2 separate regions of the Homo sapiens genome follow, and region 1 is linked to region 2. A link is a loop called in an ENCODE intact Hi-C map of the cell type or tissue named here. Cell type or tissue: mammary epithelial cell. All regions are shown on one strand. Each heading gives the region's core, and the rest is flanking DNA. Links, peaks and the distances in the headings are about the cores only. Region 1 has its middle 25 kb from the start of HRG. Region 2 holds the start of FETUB (fetuin B).

Region 1 (5,385 bases), core at 307-5,306, 51 kb before region 2:
CAGAACGTATGCTCCTAGTGTGGGAATGGTTTCTTATCCACGGATAAGTTTGGGTGTGTATGGGAAGAATGCACTTAATTGAAATGAATTGAGAGCTTCAACTCCTCTGCATTCCAGGTAATATTGTCATTAACTCAAGCAATGTTTATGAAAGTACTTTGTAAATTATTAAACTCTACTCCAGTGCTTGTGCGGGAAGATATATTCTGAGTTATTAACCTCTGTATCTTTTGTCCTCCCTGGGTCTCACCTTTTTCTCCCCAGGACTCACCTTTCTCTCTTCCTCATTCAAGCAGCTGACCTGGTGTCCATGCCTCCAGGAGGAATGTGATTCTGCAGGGCCACATTCAGCTGCATCTGCCGGTGTGGTGACACTGGTTGTTTATGGATGGCGGCTGTTCTGATCGGTTGTTGTTTCTGGTCTGATTGGTCAGTGCTTGTTTCACATTGGTTATGCAATACTTTGAATATCACCATTGCAGTTGGAAGGTATAGAGAATCTGAATTCTTTTAGCTTGTTTCAAATGATCGAGCCCTGATTTGAGACAGAAAAAGAAAGAAGATTACGGAGTGAAAAAAAGAGTCTTCTGGCCCTATAAATAAATAAAGTGAACTTACCTGAGACTAGAGAGTCCTTAGCTGAGGGAGAAGATAGAAGAAGAACAGTGGGTTGAGGGGTCTCTGAGGCAGAGGACACCTCTGCCCTGCTTTCTGGGCACGCAGCCAGGAAGGCTGCAAGATCCCAGGGAGAGAGTAGCCATGTGCTATAGCTTGGCAGTCATGTCCATTGCTAGGGTACAGACACTCCTGCATTTACAGTTTGCTACAGAAGTAGCAGATAAACTGGATTCAAAGAGTGATGTGAACAGTGTCCTGACTATCCCTCAGCAGGGACAACTGTTGGACCAATGATCAAGGATCTGACCTCCTGATTCCACTACCTGAACCACTTGGCAACTGTGTGAGATCCTAGAACTGTGGCCCAACTGTGGAAAGTAGCAGGGCAGAGCAAGGGAATTCCAAAAAGGACTGGGGTTAAATTTCCTGTTAGCCCAATAGGATGGCAACCTGAGATAGAAATTAATTTGTTCTGAACATAAAGCGACATTTCTTGTGCACCTGAATTTATGGTCATGATTCATGCTAGCAAGCTTCTTTGCAATTTATAGCCAGAGGTTTGTTTGCTTCATGATTGAATTTAACTTATTTTTCCTAAAGGAAATTTAGATGACTAGAAACAATCACTAGGAGAGAATTTAGGTCACTTTAATAATAGTTTAAGCACCATATTTTCTTGCTATGCCCAGGTATAGCCCAAGCGGTAACAGAGACTCTAGAATTAGCATTCAGTCCAGGAAAGAAGGAAATTCTGAGGGGTATAGATTTCCTAAAGTGATGTAGTGGCGAGTGACAGAATTGACTACTAATTGGCAGCACTGAGCTCTTTCCTCTCCTTTCCATTTGATCTATTATCTCAGGCCATCACCACCCCCATCCATATTTTGCTTCATCCTGAGTATGCAAGTAAGGTGAAAGGAACAGTGATTTTCATGAGTGTTGGTCATTTAATTTATTATTCTAATTCAAACTATTATACATTTTTCCCCATCAAAAGAATTGCATTTTGTTTGGGAAATGTATGTCCAAAAGCCTTGAATGCTTCTGGAAACTCACTCTTGAACTTCCCTGGACATGATTCAGAGGCAGATTGAGGGAGGGCAGAATGTCTGGCTTTAGAGGGTTGTTATCATGCAGCAATGGGAAGCTGGGAAAATTGGCTTCAGGAAGTGGTAGCTTCTCACCTTTCCTTACGGGAGGGAGTCCGTACACAGATGCAGTTTGCAATGGAAGGGACAGTGTCCTTTACCTTGACCTCGTCCTTCTGAGTGCCCAGGTGGTGGGCCGTGGCAATGGCAATGGTGACCTTGGGGACCTTGGCTATAGGGTGGTGGGTTACAGGGTCCATCGTCAAAGCAATCACGGCCATGGTGGTGGTGTGCATAGGAACAGGGTCCTTGGAGATGGTGTCCATGGGGATGATGGTCATGAGGATGAAGCTCACTGGAGTTATGATTATGGGAGTAACTTTGTGTTCCAATCATGTTAGAAGAAACATGGTTGCATCTGGACCCTGAGGGGCAATAGTGGAGGAGCCCCCCCTTGAAGTGGTTAATGTCTGAGTCACCTTTTTCATCTACTGGAAGTGGGCATCGTGTTCATGTGGCTTCTCAGGATGACGATGATCTCTGGATCCTTGGGGCTTGGCAAGGATCCTTACATGGAGGCTTGGCAATCGGAGAATGTTCACGCCCACCAGGATGGAGCGGATAGGTCAAATGGGGTTGCACGCAATTCATGATCGTACATGTCTGATGAAGGACACAGAAAAATAAATATTATCATGTAACACACAATGAGAAGCTAGACATTCAACTTCTAAGAGAAGTTAGACATTGGATTTAGACCAATGGCACTCAGATTTTGGATTCCACACATGAATTTGAAAAGTAGGATAAAAAAAAGGGTTCTAAAGTTGTTATCTAGCCCAATTGATATTTAAAACATAAACAACAACTATCACCTACCACCATCACTGTTTCACAAAATGAGTGATAAAAGATAACAAAGGTGAGGAAAACCATAGAAACCTCAGAAGCCCATGTGAGAGTAAAGAATAGTCCTTAGATGGAATAAATGCTAGATACAAAAATATTACAGGAGGGAGTCGCTACACAGATCCAGTTTGTCTGCAATGTCTGAAAATCCTTGTTTTTCCATTTCAATACAGAGTGGCAAAAGTATATTATGTAATGTCAACCATCCGTAGACCAACACTGGAAAACTGGAAAACTGGTAATTTCTAGTTAATATTTTCGACAGAGGTCTGAGAATGTTGATGGTATCAACATTTCTTACTCCTCAAGGCTGAACACTTAACCTCTTCCATCTCCTCCTTGTTCAGAGTGTAATGTTTAAAAATCTGTGGAGCCATGTTCATAGTGACTTTCCTGCCCTTTCTTTCTTTTCTTTTCTTTTTTTTTTTAAACTTGGGATATAAATATTTGAATTATTTTCAGTTTTGTTTCTGATATAAAAAATTCCGTGAAACAGATCTTTGTACTCATGTAAAAAATAGAACTAAGATTTCTGGGACAGATGTAAAATATAGTTTTGCATCTTATTTTATATACATTTATATAATAAATTTGAGCCTAATTTATTCCCCTTACATTCTGTGCCTAATAATAAAAGCTAGGAATGACTAAGTCTCAGCACTGGAGTCCTGACTACAAGGAGCATTTTCAAATTCATTCAGGTTGATCGAATTGGACATGATTTTACTTTTGTGCCAAATCTTATTTCTCCCCAATTCTTGGAAATGTTTTTATACTTTTGTGTGATATTAGCATTTGCACTCTTTTCTAAATATTGTTCTGTAAATTTTCCTATAAAAATATGTCTTGAAACTCTTTCAAATGCACATGAGTTCAAATTTTCTTTGAGCAACTTTACTGTCCTCATTTCTTATATGCAACACAATTGATTTACTGTTGCATTTTCTGAATGCATGACAAACATCAACCAGCTGCTCTGAAAACAGTTCTGGGTGGGAGCACTTGAGTCCTTGTAGAGTGAGCAGGGAACTGTCTAATTCCAGCCACACCACTGGGTGTGGTGAGGTTTCTCTGAGCCTCAGTTTTCTATCATAGTGCAAGGAGGTTAATATTGGATGATTTTTAATGACACAACCCTCATATGCTCTTGTCTTTCTCTATTTCCTCTTTGGGTTTTCCTTCCTCTCTAACAGATACACACTGCCCCGACATCCTCCAAAAAATGTAAAAAATTGCGGGAGAGCAGTTCTTCCCGGAGAGCGGTACCTGCTGCCTGGCTTTCATTCCTCCAAATGCTACAATGGGGGCCTCAGATGAAAAGGCAGCTGGTCCAGTGAGGCAGGTGGAGAGGGGGTGTCGTTCAGTTCCTGCTGCCAGGTTGGAGCCTGGGCCCTCAGACTCCAGCTGGATATTAGTGGAGACTCAACACTCTTGCAGTTCTCTGCACTTGGTCCACTCCGAAAGAGGGAAAGTCATCATTCTCTCCTTTATACTTCACAAGGGCTTTGTTGGCTTGTTTTCTGTAGAGCTCGGTATCCTTGAGGGAATCTAAGAGGACGGGACTATCCTTGGTATTGGCCAATGCTGAAGAGACTAGAGAAAGAAAATGGCAGTGTCGCAGTTAAGGTTTGAAAATGGCAATGGGGGCTCAGTGGAAGGAAGGACAATAACTTTCATTTTACAGATAGACAAATGGAAGGTTGGGGGATGTAAGTGACTTCTTCAAGATGAATCAGCCAACCAGCAACAGAACTGAACTGCTGATCCTTCCTTCCTTTCCTATGATGCCCGAGTCTCAGTTGTTACCCCTACTCGTGATGCCTCCACCACTGCCACTCATCAAGTGCTAATATTTTAAAGAAGTCCTCCTGTGTTTGTCAAAAGGGAGAAGGTATCATTAACATAAAATTTTGCCCAGAGACAGGAGAAGATACACAGTCTTTCTTTAAAACAACCTCCTTCAGCAGTAGCTTGCCTATTGAATTTTTGTAAATAGAATCATAGTGAAATTTGCCATTAAAAATTCTGTGATAATTCTTTTTTTAAAAAGTTAAAAAAAAAAAAAGAGCATGGAAATTAGTGTCAACACTGTTGGTATAGAGTCTTATCTTCATCGCACCTTGGCTGTGTTCCTGAGGGCAAATCATTAAACCTCTTCCAATCACAATTATTTATTTCATAAGTTGACAGTATCATAATCTACATTTTATTACCTTGTTGGGAGATTAAATGAGATAACAGGTATCATTGCTTTGTAAATTGTAGAGCTATTCATGACATTTAAACATTGATGTCAATATTTATTGAGTGCTAAGAATAATCTGCAAAGTGTGCTACATGGAGCATCTTATTCAATTCTAACAAGAATCCTGAAAGCTAATGCTGTTACTATCCTCATTTTACAAGTGATAAAAGGTTAAAAAGTTTAAGTAACTGCCCTCTTGTGTAATCTTACACAGCTACTAAGTGATGAGGTTCATACTCAAACTAAAGCAAGTCTGACCCAAGCCTATGTCTCTGTAATGATGTCTGTAATGATGTTCTCCTACCTCTCATAAATCTCTATTTTTTTTTTTTGAGATGGGGTTTCACTCTTATTGCCCAAGTTGGAGTGCAATGGTGCAATCTTGGCTCACTGCAACCTCTGCCTCCCGGGTTCGAGCAATTCTCTTGCCTCAGCCTCCCAAGTAGCTGGGATTACAGACATGCGCCACCACGCCTGGCTAATTTTGTATTTTTAGTAGAGACGGGATTTCTCCATGTTGGTCAG
Region 2 (5,385 bases), core at 216-5,215:
AGGAATGCAGATTACAAAAGCACCATTCCTTTCTAGAATAGAGAACACTGTGGAAGAAGTGGTGTTGGTCCTTAAAGAATAGGTGTGTCCCAAGGTCAGAGGTCATCAGGGGAGGGCATGCTCAGCAGAGGGAGAGGCACAAGCAAGACACAGAGACTGGAAATTGCAGTGCATGTTCAGAAAACAGGGTGGCATCCAGTAGAATGGAGTGAAGAGTTGGTGTAGTCTGGGAAATAATGGCAGAGATAGCAAGAAAGGAAGCCTGAGGGAACAGTCATAGAAATTATACCATTTATGTCAGACTGAAAATGTAAGATCTGATGCAGCATATAAATGTAGAGGTAGTTTAGTAAGATTAATTGTGGGAAGAGGAGCAGTATAGTATGAATTTCAGTAAGGAGGTAAGTACTGGAAATATTAAGAAACTGGCATTAAGAATAAACAGAAAATAAGAATGAGAGATACCCTATACATTCTTGGCAAAGACCTGGTTAAGTACTCTTTTCCATCCTTTATTAAAACTAACAAAATCGTAGTGATTTCTTACCTGGGCGAAGAGTACAGTTATAAGCAGCTAAATAGAGAACTCTACTTGGGTTGTTCATATAAAATATTGCTTTGCATTGACCATAAACCTGAAACCAACAAATGCATTTTATGACATAGCGAATGCAACTATGAGCTTTTAAAATACCTCCAAAATTAAAGTCAGACATTTTCTTTTAAAGTAGTTAGAAACTTAAGATCAAATTCTGTGGTTTTGGCTGGGAGGAACTGCAGTTGATGATCAAACTGTTTAACCTTTCCCTAGGACACAGCTAGAATATGTTTCCAAGCCTCCCCAACACGTGTGACTGTGTATAATTGAGTTCTAACCACAGGAAGGTGAGCAGAAGTGAGGTGTAACCATTTCCAGATCTGGCTCATAAGGGTCTCCCACGTTCTCACTGTCCTCTATGCTCTTTCTCTGTGCACAGCTTGATGCAGATGAGCAGGTAACCATGGAAGTCGTGAGCTGAGGCTGCAGAGTCTAGAGCCAGAGTGTGGAATAAACTTGGGTCTCAAATCACCCCTGGAGCAAAGCACCCATCTAATCAGGAACTTCTACTTTCAACTTTACATGCGTGAGAAATGAACTTCTATCATGTTAGAGTGAGTATACAGTTTTTGTGTCTGTGTTTTAGTAGCTAGTGTCACCATAACAAATATAATTCACAACAGGATATTCACTTTTCAAAATCAAGTTGGGTACAGTTTGACCAATTGGCTACATGATTAGGAAAATATCTTGATCAAATAGTTTTCTTCTAAACACTTACATCACTATTCTGTACTCACACTGTAAAGTTTTATATCAATTACTGAAAATCATCCCAGGATAATTAAGAATGAAATGAAATGGATTATCTATTTTCAAGTCTCTTCTATGATCATCTTTAGAAGATTAATTCTGAGGCCCTTTATTATGCTCTGTGGTTTCAGGAAATCCTTACACGGCGCCCTTGAGAGCTTTCATACTGCAAGTCATCCATTTTCCTCCCCTCAAACCTGGCATCGGAGTTTATTGAAACAAAGCAAAATAAAACAAATAGACAAAGCTCTACCTCCATCACTTCTGCAGTCTACATTAACCCCACGTCCAGAATATTCACACCTCAGGTCTTTTTCTCACAATTGAAACACTGGTTCAGAGCCTAACGGAAGGTCTTGGAGGTAAAAACACAACTTGGGGCAACTTTTCCATTCTGTTCTGCATGACCCCAATGGGACTTCTCAGAAACCCCTCTCATGAATTAAACTTTGTTCTGTCTAGAGCATTAGAATAAGCTTATGGGCACCTGCCAGGAGATTATAAAGTGGGCCATTTAAAAGATGACAGATATTGAGCACCCTTGACCCTGTAGAAAGAGTGTACCTACTTGCTTTCCCTAGGGCCCTTAATGGTTTATAAAAACAAGCACTCACTGATTCAAAAAATATCCTCATTCCACAGTCTTGCCATGCCTTCTTTCTGAGCACATGGCAGTCAGTCTCTAGCACATCCAGTGTAAGATAGAACAGAGATCCCAGGCCACCCTGTGGGAAGGGGTAGAGAAATGCAATACATTTCACAGGAAGTAGAAACCTAGAAAGACCACACAAAAAAACCCCTGCTTTATGGCAAAGCCAAAGAATATTTGTGAAGATTCCCCGTAAACCATTAAATCTGACACAAGTGTCAGAGTAGGATCACTGTTAACACTTGTTTTTACTAACAATAAGTGCGTTGTTGCTGACCCTGGCAGAGGAGAACAGAGAGTTCTCGGCAGGGCTTCCAATACAGAAAACACCTGCCAGGGTGTCTCTGGGTTCCCTCACCCTGGCCAGTCTCTCCAGCTTGCCCACATCCCTGCCCCAGAGTGGGAACTGTCCCTACTTGCCCGTCTGTATTCCTGGGCGTCGTTCACTCGGTTGAGTCTCAGCACATAGCCATCCTTTCTGTCTTTGTTAATATCCCGCAGGGCAAAGCCTGCAACTGCCAGCACATCTGAGTCATTGCAGCCCCGGGAGAGCAGAGCCGAGGGGTTGAGGGCCAGCTGGGGTGGAGACATTGCTCCGCAGCACAGGACTAGGATGCAGAGTGCCAGGGGAAGGAGCAGACCCATTCTGTGGAGAACAAGGCCCAGGATGGGTCAGTTTGTGGAGCTGCAGGGACTGGCTGGCTTGTAAGGCTCTTTAAGGCAGACTTGAGCGGTTTTGTTACAACTGGAAGGGCTAACCAAGTTCACCTTGAATTCTGAACTTGGATTTTCCTAAGTCAGTACTTTGGATAGCATTTCCCAATGATTCTAACCTTAGACCCTTGAGCAACCTCATATCCACCTGTACATACAAATGAATTTAAGTTTCCCAACTGTTTCCTGAGAAATCATAACATTTGTTCAAGGCTCTTATGATTAGATTCTGATTTGCAGGTCCCCTCCTGAATAGGAATATGGAGGACTGTCCCATTCTCCCCCTCTCCCCTAACACCTTTGCTGTGGAGGTCTCCTTGGCCACTCTAATAGTTATCTTATGTCCCAGTGGTGCTTGGTGAATTCAGACTTCCTGGCTGACACTCTGTGTGCAAAGCCCTTGTTAGATCAGGGAGGTAGTTGAACCCCACAGTCATCTGCCAGAAGCACAGTTGAGATTCCTTAAGCACTTTGGCCATCTGGGTGGAAAATGTTCTACTTATCATCATTTAAGTTATTTTTAAACAATGACTTTACTTAAGGGGAAAAAGTCAAAGAGATATAAAAAGTTCTCACATTGTATTTCAAGCCTATTCTTCCTTTTATGCATATGTATGGAAGCAAGCTCATTAAGAGACTAAAGCCCCATACTCTTGCTAAAAGAAAGATACTGAAGGGCAGGTGGGTGGCAACACATTGGTTGGGACTCTTGCCTTCTTTTTTTTTTTTTTTTTTTAGCTTCTATTTGTGATTCAGAAAGGTTCTACTTATTGGGACCATACAAAAGACAATTATCTTTTAAAAACTGTATTTCAACAAAAAACACATATCAGCAGTAGTTTGTCATGAGAGAAAAGAGACAAAATGGGAAAGAAGCCTCTAGAAGAGGTTATCATGAAGGGCATTCTATAAAGCCCTAGTCCATGAGGTGAGTAACCACCCCCTAACTCTCTCCCTACTCCTAGCCCTTCTCTTCCTTCCTGTCCCTGTCCAAGGATTCTGCATTCAAATAAGTTTAGGAACTGCTGAATCCTTCTGTGTGCTTGCTGGTACACAGTGGTGGCTATTGTGTAATGCTGAGAGGATTATCCTATCCTGATGAGGGCTCCACCCTCATGAATGGAATATGCCATTATCTTGAAAGTGAGTTCCTGATAAAAGGATGTGTTTGGTCCCCTTCTCTCTTCCTTTCACCTGTGTGATGCCTTCCACCATGTTATGATGTAGCATGAAGGCTCTCAGCAGGTATAGCCCCTCGATCTTAGACTTCCCAGCCCCCCAAACCATGAGCCAAAGTAATTTCTGTTCATTATAAATTCCCTGGTCTCTGATATTCTGTTATAACTACATAAAACTAACTGAGGCACAGCCCTAATTAATTTCTGGAGAGAAATAGTTTTTGAGGATTGATTGAAAAACCCAAATCTAAAGATCCCAGCTCTGTGGATGTGGGCTGTAGGCATTGTTTTCAAATAGGAACGATACTAGCAAAATGGGTACAGAAACCAGACATTCAGATTCTGGGGCACAACAAAGGTTTAGCTTCAGCCAGTGAGGAGACAAACATTCATTGAGCTTGAGCAACGTACAGAAAGAGGTTGAGAAGGATCTGGGGCCTGAGGATGCAGAACAAAGAGGAGGAGAATGGTCTGGGACCTGAGGAATATATTAGACTTATATAGGTGAAGGCCATGAGTGCAACTAAAATAAAAGGCAGGACTCAAACAGATAAAAAGATCCAATAACATGGAAATCGTGCACCACCACTTATGCACCTGGGTTTCAACCCAGTCTCAAACAACCTGAGCTGGCCTTCTCCTAGGCTGTGGAGTATGGGAGCCCTGGGAGAGGAAGCAGGGGAAGAGTCCAGCCTTTGGTGTCAGGCAGTCTTGGGTTTAAATTCCACCTCTTCCACTGCACGGTAAGAGGGCCTGTGACACTGGGTGTGCCACACAGCATTTTGTTTCCTTATTCATAAAACAATGGCACTCCCAGCATATGTATACATGCACAGTTGCACCTGCCTGTAGAAAGAGAATAGAGTTCCTCTTTCCCTAGAAGCCCAACCCAGGTACACTTGTGTTTGGTTCCCATCACATATGGGAACAACTTTAGTATCAGCATGGAAGTTAAATTTCTGCTCAGGAGTGAAGAACAAGGCTGTGGAGATAGATCAATCTAGGTTTTGTTGAATCCAGTGTGTCTAATAGAAATACAATGCAAGTTACATATTTAATTTTAAAATTTCTGGTATCTGCATTCGAAAAGTAAAAAGAAACAGATGATATTAATTTTAACAATATTTTGCTTAACCTGTCAATCCAAAATATTATAATTTCAATATGTGATTAACATAAAAATTATGAAAGGCACAGTTTACATTCTTTGTTTCACACTATGGCATACCCCAATTTGGAGTAGCCACAGTTAAGACGCTCAAGAGTTGCATGTGGGTACCTTATCAGACAGCCCAGGTCTAGCTCTTGGGAGCCTCAGGCTCCTCCCATGTAAAAGGAAGGTAGCAGGATTCTCCATCTCCTGAGGTTGCAATATGGACTTATCACAGGGGAAGTATGCAAAGGTGCTTAGCACAGCCCTGGTGCACAGGACGTCCAGAGACAATGTCCAAGGACAGCTGTCAGTGCTGTGACTGTACCCTGTGGTCCTCACT

What was found. A loop is a pair of places that touch in the nucleus more often than their neighbours do. Peaks named below come from ENCODE experiments on the same cell type or tissue, not always from the same donor. Only the 100,000 strongest peaks of a DNase experiment are listed, where the experiment ranks them.
Region 1: it touches region 2 in a loop (2.5-fold over the local background); 2 of 110 quality-filtered maps call a loop at or near these places.

Annotation. Positions count from the first base shown.
Region 1 is chr3:186,688,749-186,694,133 of GRCh38, reverse strand. It overlaps the pseudogene HRGP1. Among named protein-coding and RNA genes, the nearest start is that of HRG, 25 kb to the right of the region's middle. In mammary epithelial cell, for the core only: no CTCF peak of the experiment used is centred there; a DNase peak (open chromatin) is centred at 2,283; H3K27ac peaks cover 439 bases.
Region 2 is chr3:186,637,721-186,643,105 of GRCh38, reverse strand. FETUB (fetuin B) reads right to left here and starts at 2,707. Exons shown (of 7, transcript NM_014375.3): 1 at 2,421-2,707; 2 at 1,966-2,076; 3 at 548-635. The coding sequence starts at 2,645. HRG-AS1 (HRG and FETUB antisense RNA 1) reads left to right here. Exons shown (of 3, transcript NR_187317.1): 2 at 978-1,152; 3 at 1,483-1,597. In mammary epithelial cell, for the core only: no CTCF peak of the experiment used is centred there; a DNase peak (open chromatin) is centred at 2,465; H3K27ac peaks cover 1,284 bases.